2 separate regions of the Homo sapiens genome follow, and region 1 is linked to region 2. The links are chromatin loops, found by intact Hi-C in ENCODE. Cell type or tissue: CD4-positive, alpha-beta T cell. All regions are shown on one strand. Links, peaks and the distances in the headings refer to the core of each region. The heading gives the core; the rest is flanking DNA. Region 1 overlaps SIGLECL1 (SIGLEC family like 1). Region 2 has its middle 2.8 kb from the start of PPIAP59.

Evidence for each region. Peaks named below come from ENCODE experiments on the same cell type or tissue, not always from the same donor. Only the 100,000 strongest peaks of a DNase experiment are listed, where the experiment ranks them.
Region 1: a loop joins it to region 2, with 2.1 times the contacts of the local background. A loop is called at or near these places in 2 of 110 quality-filtered maps.

The regions. Positions count from the first base shown.
Region 1 is chr19:51,256,159-51,261,539 of GRCh38, reverse strand. All of the region lies in intron 1 of SIGLECL1 (SIGLEC family like 1), which reads right to left. The region is part of intron 2 of LOC107985327 (a long non-coding RNA gene); the gene reads left to right. Among named protein-coding and RNA genes, the nearest start is that of SIGLECL1, 7.8 kb to the right of the region's middle. In CD4-positive, alpha-beta T cell, for the core only: CTCF peaks have their summits at 1,790 and 1,993 (motif pointing right); a DNase peak (open chromatin) is centred at 1,989; H3K27me3 peaks cover 601 bases.
Region 2 is chr19:50,927,742-50,933,122 of GRCh38, reverse strand. No RefSeq gene overlaps it. Among named protein-coding and RNA genes, the nearest start is that of PPIAP59, 2.8 kb to the right of the region's middle. In CD4-positive, alpha-beta T cell, for the core only: a CTCF peak has its summit at 3,101 (motif pointing left); a DNase peak (open chromatin) is centred at 3,102; H3K27me3 peaks cover 1,545 bases.

The DNA.
Region 1 (5,381 bases), core at 105-5,104, 330 kb before region 2:
GAGACGGGCGGATCACGAGGTCAGGAGATCCAGACCATCCTGGCTAACACGGTGAAACCCCGTCTCTACTAAAAATACAAAAAATTAGCTGGGTGTGGTGGCGGGCCCCTGTAATCCCAGCTACTCAGGAGGCCGAGGCAGGAGAATGGCATGAACCTGGGAGGCAGAGCTTGCAGTGAGCCGAGATCATGCCACTGCACTCCAGCCTGGGCGACAGAGCAAGACTCCGTCTCAAAAAAAGAAAAAAAGAAAAAACCAAAGAATGAAAACATACACCAAGCAAATACCAACCAGAAAGCCAGGTAATGTAGACATACCTACATTAACATCCCATAAAGCAGACTTTAAGCAAAAGGCATTACCAAAGATAGAATGGCATATCTCCTAATGATAAGCTGACATTAACAGGAATAAAGTATATATTTAAAATTTGTGTTTGCCTACTAACATAGTCCAAAAATATATAAAGCAAAAAATCTACAAAAATAAAAGGAGAAACAGACATCCACAATAGTAGTGTGACATTTTAATCACTGTTCTCTCAGAAACTGACAGAACAAACAGACTATTGGAATATATAAAGATTTCAACAACTTGATCAGCAAATTTGACCAAAAATATATAGAGAATACTGCAATCAATAACTGCAGAATACAATTTCTTTGTAAGCACACAGAGAACGTTTACAGAAATTGGCCACAGCTGGATCATAAGACAAATCTTAATAAAATTTCCATGAAAATATTTAAAATCTCATTAATAACCAGCAAAATGCCTGTTAAAACCATCAGATACCAGTACATATCCAAGACAATATATCAAGTCTTGGTGAGAATGTGGTACTCAACTTTCACACACTATTGGTGGAAATATAAATCAGGGCAACAAAGTTATTTATCAAAGCAGAAGATACACATACTCTATGACCCTCAATTCCACTCCCAGATGTATACTTTATAGAAATGTTTGTGCATATGTACGCCACAAAGGAATGCAAAAATGTTTACAGTGGTATTATTTAAAAATAGCTAAAAAGGTAAACAATCCAAATGCCAGTAAACAGAGAATTTTAAAAAATGAGATACTACACAGCAACAAAAACCTATGAGCTAATGCTAGATGCAACAACATGGACCATTCTTACAAATAAAATATTGAATGAACAAAGCCAGACACAAATAAGTAATAATGTATGAGCATTTCTTTAAAATTTGAAAAAAACCGGGCAAAATCAAGTGTTTAAGAACGCACACACAAGTAGTAAAAATCCTTTAAAAGTTGCCAAGAAATGTCCAGCATAAAAGGTAGGATATTAATTGCCTTTTTGGGAGGAAGAGGTCTGTTTCTCTGTTTATTTTATCATTTGTAGGGGGTATGAACAGGTCTTTTGAGATACTGGCTATAGTGAATTCCATAAGGCTGTACCCTATATAGGCATCCTTTTAATAGTACAGTTTCCCATTGCCCATCTGCCTGACCATATGGCCAGGCCATTGGCCACTGCCCATGAATTGGTAAAAACCCAAATGTGGAGGCAGTTCAGCCCACTGAAGTGACTTGTTTTTGCCTTCCTCAGTATGAGTGCCAGTCTTCCAAACAGGATGTTATTAATTCACTTTGGAATTGCCATCCATAAATCAAACCGCTCTTAGTTGGTCAATCAAGAGCTATTAATAGACATCATTCAAGTAATAATAGGATCTCGCAGCTCTTCAGTAGGGAAAAAGCCACCTGTTCATAAATATAACGAGGACCTCCTTGCATTTCCCTGGTAGCATGTTCCTGTATAAACAATTTCCATTTTATTACGAGACTCTTTTGGGCATGGCCTTCCTTACTACAGTGTTTTTCCAACATGACAAACACATCATGAGGATTTCAGGTGTCAGGATTATTATATCCTTCAATGATGGGGCAGACTCAAAGCCCAATAGGCAGCTAGTTGTCTCTCCATTGGAAATTTTCTGGCCCCAAATCCCAGCATTCACCACTGGGTGGTGCTCACTGGCCTTAGCTCCAGTCTGCCTAAATAAAGCAAACGTTAAGCTTCTAACATGTTTTGTCCACCAGATATCCTGTACTGTTTCAAATTAACAATTAGTGTGGGCTTGGGCAATCTTATTGGTTCCTATTTAGCATATTCAATCAATATTGGTTGAAGGGAAGATTTACATGCCTTCTGTTTCATAATAGTACGTAGGGGAACTCTTCCATAGTTGGACACAATATCTTTCCTCATAATACATTTAGGTAAATACATTCACATAACATATTTACATAGTCTGTCCAAACATTCCAATTTTCATCCAAAGTTTCGCCTGAATCTCATCCACTTTGTAATCCTATGTCTTCGCAATCTAACCATAGATGCTATTAGAATTTCACCAACCTTTTGGAATGCAGGTATAAGACTCCCACATGAGTCCCAGAAATATCTCTTATCCATCCCCTGACTATTTTACTACTAATATGCATATGACTTTGGGTCTTCAGTTAGGGGTCAGGCCAAGCAACCCAGGCCCTTTTGTCATTTATCTTGATTAGATCACATGTTCGTCCCCTCAGGAGATCTGAGGTCAGATTTCCCATTGTCATGTTTGCCTTCTGGCTTCTAAAATTCCTCCAAACTAGGGTAAATATAGCAGACTTGATGGGGGACCTTCAACACTGGAGGGCAAGTCTAGGTTCTCACTGCTCCACCTAATTTCTAAGAGTGCTCCACTGAGACCTTTGTTTAGACTCCCTCAATGTCCACTTAACTCATCTCATTTCTTAATAACTGTTTATAAAGATTTCCACCCTCTTGGAAATGTTCGTCTTTTCTCACTCTCTGGTGAACCACTCTAATTTTCTTTGCCATCTGTCATTTCAGCCTAACTTTTCCCTTTAGCCACAGCCCTGAGGCTAGCAGCTGTAGCTCAGGCTGGCCAGAGCCCAAGATTGGGCCAGCATCAGGATCCGCCTCAGCCACTTTCATTTTAACGATTACAGATAAAAATAGCCAAGGGACTGCCTATTTAGTTTGTTTCCTTATGCATCCAGTGGGTCAGCTCCTTGGGGGTTGGATCCATTGTATTGAAAAAGCAATGGTAACTTTTACCTCCTGTAACTGTTTGCAGAACAGCTGCATTTCTATACGCACAGGTGACCGCAGGACAGCCCAGGAATCAAAGGCTTATCATCTTGACTTCACATCCTTCCTCTTTTCAAACCATATGTTTCAGTGAGTCAGGGCTGTTCTAGTGAATCCCATTTCTGATACAACTGAAAAGTTAGGGAATGGTCCACAAGATCCCCTCATTTCTGACACCAACTGAAGATATCAAGGATCCCTGATTACCCTCATTTCTCAAATCATTTGCAAGGTTTTGGAACCCCAAAACTACCCTTAGGTTTGGTAATTCACTAGAAGTACTCACAGAATTCACTGAAAGCTGTTATACTCGTGATTACTGTTTACTACAACTAAAGGATAGAGATTAAAATCAGCCAAGGGAAGACATACAGGGCAGAGGCCAGAAGTTCCCCACACAAAGCTTCTAGTTATCCTCTCCCTGTGGAGTCATGGACAGCATAACTTAGCTTTCCTGGTGATAATGTGTGACAATATGCATAGTACTGTCAACTAAAGAAGCTCACCCAAGCCTTGTGTCCAGTGTTTTTATTGGGCCTCCATCGTGTAACATGGTGACTTCCCTCATGGTGGATCTTAGCATCCAGCTCCTCCTGAAGTTGAGCTGATACCATTTGATCCAAAGCCCCTATTCTAAATCACATTGTTAGACTATCTGGTATTGCTTCCACTCTAAATCACATTGTTAACATTATCTGGTGTGGCCAGCCCTCATCCTAAATCACATTTCTAGAATATTCAGTGTGATGCAAGGTCCCTGGGCAAACAAAGACACCCCTATGAGGTGTGACATTCTAAGAGCTAGGGAGTGTCTTCCAGAAGCCAAGGGCAAAGGCCAGACTTCTCTTCAGGCAAGGTTAAGTTCCTTAGTACACAGAATAAAATGTCAAATTCAGAATAGCAGCGATCTCTATGTTTGAGAGTGGGAGATGTGTTTGGGGAAGGGAGTATACCAGGGGTAGTGTTTTCTTTCTTTTCTTTTCTTTTTTTTTTTTTTGAGACAGTTTCTTGCTCTGTCACCCAGACTGGATGGAGTGCAACGGAGCATTCACAGTTCACTGCAGGCTTGACCTCCCAGGCTCAAGCAATCTTCCCACCTCAGCCTCCCAAGTAGCTGGGACTACAAGCATGTGCCACCATGCCTGACTAATTTTTTAATTTATGTAGAGATGGGATCTTGTTATGTTGCCCAGGCTGGTCTTGAACTCCTAGGCTCAAGCCGTCCTCCCACCTGGGCTTCCTAAAGTGCTAGGATTACAGGTGTGAGCTACCGTGCCCAGCCAGTGTTTTCAATATTAAGCTGGTGGTGGGTATATGCTCATTATACCATATTTATATCTTTCTATATGTCTGAAATATTTCACAATCTTTAAATGAAAACTGGATCATTTGTCATTTATATAAAAGCTTTATATATATAATATGTAAATATGTATCTACATATTCATATATAATACACTCAAAACTATACATACATGAATGAGTAAAACAAAGATCTAGAATGATGTATAATTTGATACCAGTGCTTACCTATGGTTAGAGCAGTGATCAGAGATGAGATTATAGAATTTTCAGTTTTTTAATTCCAGGTTTATTGAGGTATAACTGACAAATAAAAATTGTATATACTTAAGGTGTACGACATGACGTTTTGATGTATGTATGCACTGTGGAATGATTACCACAATCCAGTGAATTAACATAATCAGCACTTCACAGTTACCATTTTTTTGGTGGTGAGAACACTTAATATTTACTGTCACAAAATTTCAAGTATACAGTACAGTGTTATTTACCATAGTCACCATGGTGCACATGAAACCTCCAGAACTTATTCATTCTGCCTAGCTGAAACTTTGTGCCCCTTGATCAATATCTCATTTCCCTTAGCCCTCAGCCCTGGCAACCACCATTCTATACTTTGCTTCCATGCGTTTGACTTTCTTAGATTCTACATATAAGTGAGATCATGCAGTACTTGTCTTTCTGTGTCTGACTTGTTTCACATAGCATAATGTCTTTCAGGTTTATTTACGTTGCTGCAAATGGCAAGATGTCCTTTTTTAAGGCTGAATAACTTCCACTGTGTGTGTATGTGTGTGTGCACAATAAATCCTCACTTAACATCATCATTCAGTTCTTGGAAACTGCTGCTTTAAGTGAAATGATGTAAAATGAAACCAATTTTACCATATATAAGAACATGCAAACTCCACACAGATACTGGTACTGGCTGGGAATTGATTTT
Region 2 (5,381 bases), core at 85-5,084:
AGAAAATGAAGAAAGGAATCTGTTTGAACCAGTGATGATAATAATGCATTTAATATTCAACCTCTTCACCTAAGCTATAAATGGAGTAAAAAGTAGCTTGTCAAATTGTCAAGCCATAGCTTGAATGGATGTTGACCTGGGGCTGAGCCACCCGTGAGACTAGTGTGTGTGTGTGTTTGTGTGTTGTGGTTCCTGCTCACTGTGGCCACCTTCTGATGCTGTTTTATATCCCTGACTTGCTAAACCAGACACTTAATGTAACCCAGCGGTGGCTGATTCTCACTTGAATACATACCTCTCTGAAATGTACAAAATTGTGGCTCACACCTGTAATCCCAGCATTTTGGGAAGCCAAGGCAGCAGGATCGTTTGAGCCCAGGAGTTCAAGACCAACCCGGGCAACATAGTAAGACCTGTCTCTAAAATAAAAAGGGAAATAGATAAACCACTTTTTATAAAAGAAAAAAAAATGAAATGCACAGAATTGGCTGAAGATCTCAGATAGGCTTTGACTGAGGGCGAAAAGTGTCAGCAGGTGTGGCTCAGAAAGCTGGCACATCCTCCACCCGGTCCTCGCTCTTGGGGTGGTTGATCCTGGCGAGAAACCGAGGTCAGGGAGTGGCCCCAATTTTATTGGTGGGAGGGCCCTCCCCCCCTGCATTCCACACACCAGATAAGCATCTAATTGTTGGCTACAGAGAGGCTGGCTGTGGGTTACCTTTTATTAGTAATAATAATAATGATGATGATGACAACATCTACCATTCATCCAGTGCCAGACACCTCACTGCATTCATTGCATGCTTATTCCTCCTGGTCCTGACAGAAACCTTAGGAGGGAGGCCCTCAGCCAGCCAGGAGGCTGAGGAGCAGGGAGGTTTGGTGCATTTGGCTCAATTTCTGCAGCCGGTACTTGGCAGAGCCGGAATTTGAGTCAAGGGCGTAGGAGTCCTAAGCCCGTGCCGGTAACCACAACACTAGATTGAGCCAGCGAAAGCAAACATAGGTACATAGGGCCAAAGCCATAAGGATGTGAGGTGAAGGGGTAGGAATGGGGGAAGTAGGGAGACTCTGAGAACTTTAAAGAAAGAAAGACTTGGCCAGGTGCGGTGACTCACACACCTGTAATCCTAGCACTTTGGGAGGCCGAGGCGGGCTGATCACCTGAGGTCAGGAGTTCAAGACCAGCCTGGCCAACATGGTGAAACCCTGTCTCTACTAAAAATACAAAAATTAGCCAAGCATGTAGGTGGGTGCCTGTAATCCCAGCTGCTCAGAAGGCTGAGGCCAGAGAATCACTTGAATCCAGGAGGCAGAGGTTGCAGTGAGCTGAGATTGCACCATTGCACTCCAGCCTAGGCAACAGAGCGAGACTCCATCTCAAAAAAAAAAAAGAAAAGAAAAAAGAAGAAAGAAAAGAAAAGAAAGAGACTCAAACAGATGTAAAGACAGAGAGAGATGGAGAGAGACAGATTTGGAGGGGAGAGGAAGGAGGGAGAGAGGAAGGGAGGAAAAGGAAGAAAGAGAGGAACAGAGAGATATACTGGAATAGATTTAAGGCAGATGGACTCAGAGAGACTTAAAGAGAGAAACTTGGGGAGAGTGAGACAAACAGACTCAGATTTTTTTTTTTTTTTTTGGAGACAGAATCTTGCTATGTTGCCCAGGCTGGACTCAAACTCCTGGGCTCAAGGGATCCTCCCACCCCAGCCTCTGGAGTAGCTGGGACTGTAGGCTCATACCACCTCAACAGAAAGACTCAAGTTTAAAGAGACTGGGGGTGGGGAGGGTAGAGAAAGATTCAGAAAGAGGGGAAGAGCTAGCTTTGGTGACATTCAAAGAGAGAGAGAGAAACAGAGAGAGAGAAGAGACTGAAACACTGATCATAGAGAAAGTGATGGAAGAAGGACATAGGGAGAGCAAGAGGATTGAGGAAGGAAAGGAGGGAGGGAGGAGGAGAGATGAAGAGAAAGAGACCCAGAGAGAGATCTGGAAAGAGAAGGGCAAACAGAGAGGGAGAAATGAAAGGGAGAGAGAGAGAAAGAGAGAGAGAGAGAAAGGATTCCTTTGGTGAGAGTTGTAAGGGAGGTAGTGCAGGATCTGGGGTTACTTTGCAGATCTTTCTATTTTATTATATTATTATTATTATTATTATTATTATTATTATTATTATTATTATTTGAGAGGAGTCTGGCTCTGTTGCCCAGGCTGGAGGGCAGCGGCACGATCCCAGCTCACTGCAACCTGTGCCTCCCGAGTTCAAGTGATTCTCCTGCCTCAGCAACACCCCCAACCCCAGTAGCTGGGATTACAGGTGCTCACCACCACACCCGGCTAATTTTTTTGTATTTTAGTAGAGACGGGGTTTCACCATGTTGGCCAGGCTGGTCTCGAACTCCTGACCTCAAGCAATCTGCCCACCTCGGCCTCCCAAAGTGCTGGGATTACAGGCGTGAGCCACCGTGCCCGGCCCTTTGCATATTATTGATCTCACTCTTCCTCCTAATCCCCACAATCCCGCTGCCTAAGCGGCCTCGTCCCACCGCTTGGCCTTGCAGCCAATCCCCCAGAGCCCGGGCCTCTCTTCCCCCATGCCTTGGGCTGAGTCCCCCAGGGATGGCATCTATCCTGTAGGAAAAAGGGAAGGGGTGCAATAGACACAGACTGGTTCAATCCTACCTGTTTCCTATTCTGTAAAATGATGCTACTTCATGAGACTGCCTTGAGCATTAAAGGAGAGAATGCGCATAAAGGCAAAGACAAGAACACAGAGGCCGGCACAGAATAAACATGTGGAAATCGTTGTTTCTGTGATTGTCATGAACGTCATTAGTTACTGTTCTGGAGTTGGCTGCCTGCACAGGTGTGGCGAGGGCTGTTTATCCCACTGAATGAAGCTCTTGCTGCTCAAAGCTGAAGCGACATGCCCTGGAAGCATATTAAAAAACACAGTCCCACTCCAGACCAACTGAACCAGAAGCGGCATTTCCATAAGATCCCCTGGTGTTTCGTGTGCACGTTCAAGTAAGTGCCCCACCCTGCAAGCCTCCCAGGAAGAAATTGTAAACCCAAGTTAGCGGAATCCACCATTTGCTCTATCGCGCCACCTGGAGGCCTTTGCAAGAACTGAACTGGGACCTGGGAAAGTTGTGGGAGGGGCATGAAATTTGGAATCCAGGGCCGGGCGCGGTGGCTCACGCCGGTAATCCCAGCAGTTTGGGAGGCCGAGGCCGGTGGATCACTTGAGGTCAGGAGTTCAAGACCAGCCTGGCCAACATGGCAAAACGCCGTCTCTATTAAAAACACAAAAAATTAGCCGGGCGTGGTGGCGGGCGCCTGTAATCCCAGTTACTTGTGAGGCTGAGGCAGGAGAATCGCTTGAACCTGGCAGACGGAGGTTGCAGTGAGCCAGGATCGTGCTGCTGCACTCCAGCCTGGGTGACAGAGCGAGACTCCGTCTCAAAAAAGAAGAAAAGAAAGAAAAAGAAATTTGGAGTCCTACAATCCTGCGAGCCATTCCCAGCTGTCTAGTTTTGGGCAAGTTCCTTGACCTCTCTGAGCCATGGTGTATAGGTCACACTCTTCACCTGTAACACCAAGATGACAATTCCACCTCATGCACAGTGCCTGCCCCAGAGTTGGCACAGACCAATCTGGTTTCACTTTTTTTTTTTTTTTTTTTTTCAGACAGAGTCTCACTTTTGTCGCCCAGGCTGGAGTGCAGTGGCACGATCTCGGCTCACTGCCACCTCCACCTCCCGGGTTCAAGCAATTCTTCTGCCTCAGCCTCCTGAGTAACTGGGATTACAGGTGCGTGCTACCATGCCCAGCGATGTTTTTTTGTATTTTTGGCAGAGACGGGGTTTCACCGTGTTGGCCAGGCTAATCTCAAACTCCTGACCTCAGGTGATCCGGACCTCAGGTGATCCAACTGCCTCGGCCTCCCAAAATGCTGGGATTACAGGTGTGAGCCACTGTGCCCAGCCTGGTTCCACTTTTATGTAACAAAGTTGTGAGATGTTTTTCAGTTGCCATGGTATTTCAGGTCATATAACCTGAGTACACCCAGATGAACCATGCGTGCAACCACAGGGGGAACCAAAGTGCTTGGATGGAGGAGCAGGGACTGAATTAAGAAGCTGACACTGCATGGCAGGATCCAGGATCCGATCAGATTTGAGCCTTGGTGTCACCCCATGGCAGGATCCAGTCAGATCATGCTTCTCCAGCATCACCTTATTGCCAGATCCAATCAGATCACGCCTCCTTACTCCATGCTTATAAAACCTGCTCCAGCCCCCAGCTCAGGGAGACAGAGTCAGGTATTTCCTCCTATGTCCTTTTGCTGATCAACGTGCAATTAAGTTTTTCTTTTCTCAAAAGCCGGTGCTATGGTATTGGCCTCTATGCACATGGGGCTGTGAGCCCACTGGTTGCATGGTAACACTACCACTTTTGGAATGCATCACTGACGCATCTGAGATGTAGCCTAGAGCCTGGACATTATTTAAAGGGCAGGCTACTGAATCCATAATGTTATAGGTTGAAGTGTTCCCCCACAAAAAGATATGTTGAAGTTTTTTTGTTTTGTTTTGTTTTGTTTTTTTTGTTTTTTTTTTTTTTTGAGATGGAGTTTTGCTCTTGTCACCCAGGCTAGAGTGGATGGTGCAATCTTGGCTCACTGCAACCTCCGCCTCCCACGTTCAAGCAATTCTCCTGCCTCAGCCTCCCAAGTAGGTGGGATTACAGGCATCCACCACCACGCCTGGCTAGTTTTTGTATTTTTTTTTTAGTAGACATGGGGTTTCACCATGTTGGCCAGACTGGTCTTGAACTCCTGACCTCAGGTGATCCACCTGTCTCGGCCTCCCAAAGTGCTGGGATTACAGACGTGAGCCACCGCGCCCAGCCGATATGTTGAGGTTCTAATCGCCAGGACCTCAGAATGTGATCTTAGTTTGAAATACAGTCATTTCAGGTATAAGTAGTTGAAGTCTTACTAGAGTATGGTGGACTCTTAATCCAGTATGACTGGTGTCCTTATAAAAACAGGGAAGAAAATATGAAGACAGACACAAAGGGAGAGGGCCATGTGAAGAGAGAGGCAGAGATTGGAGTATTGCAGCTGCCAGCCAGGGAAGGCCAGTGGTCAGCAGCCGTCAACAGAAGCCAGGAAAGACTCTACGCAGAGCCTGAGGGCGTGTGGCCTTGCCGACACCATGGGGACCTTGATTTCAGACTTACAGTCTCCAGAGCTCTGAGAGAATACATTTCTTTTGTTTAAAGCCACCCAGTTTGTGCTAGTTCGTTACAGCAGCCCCACAGAACTGATACACGAGTGGGTCAGCTCTCGGTGTACACAGGTCCACTTGACAACAGCA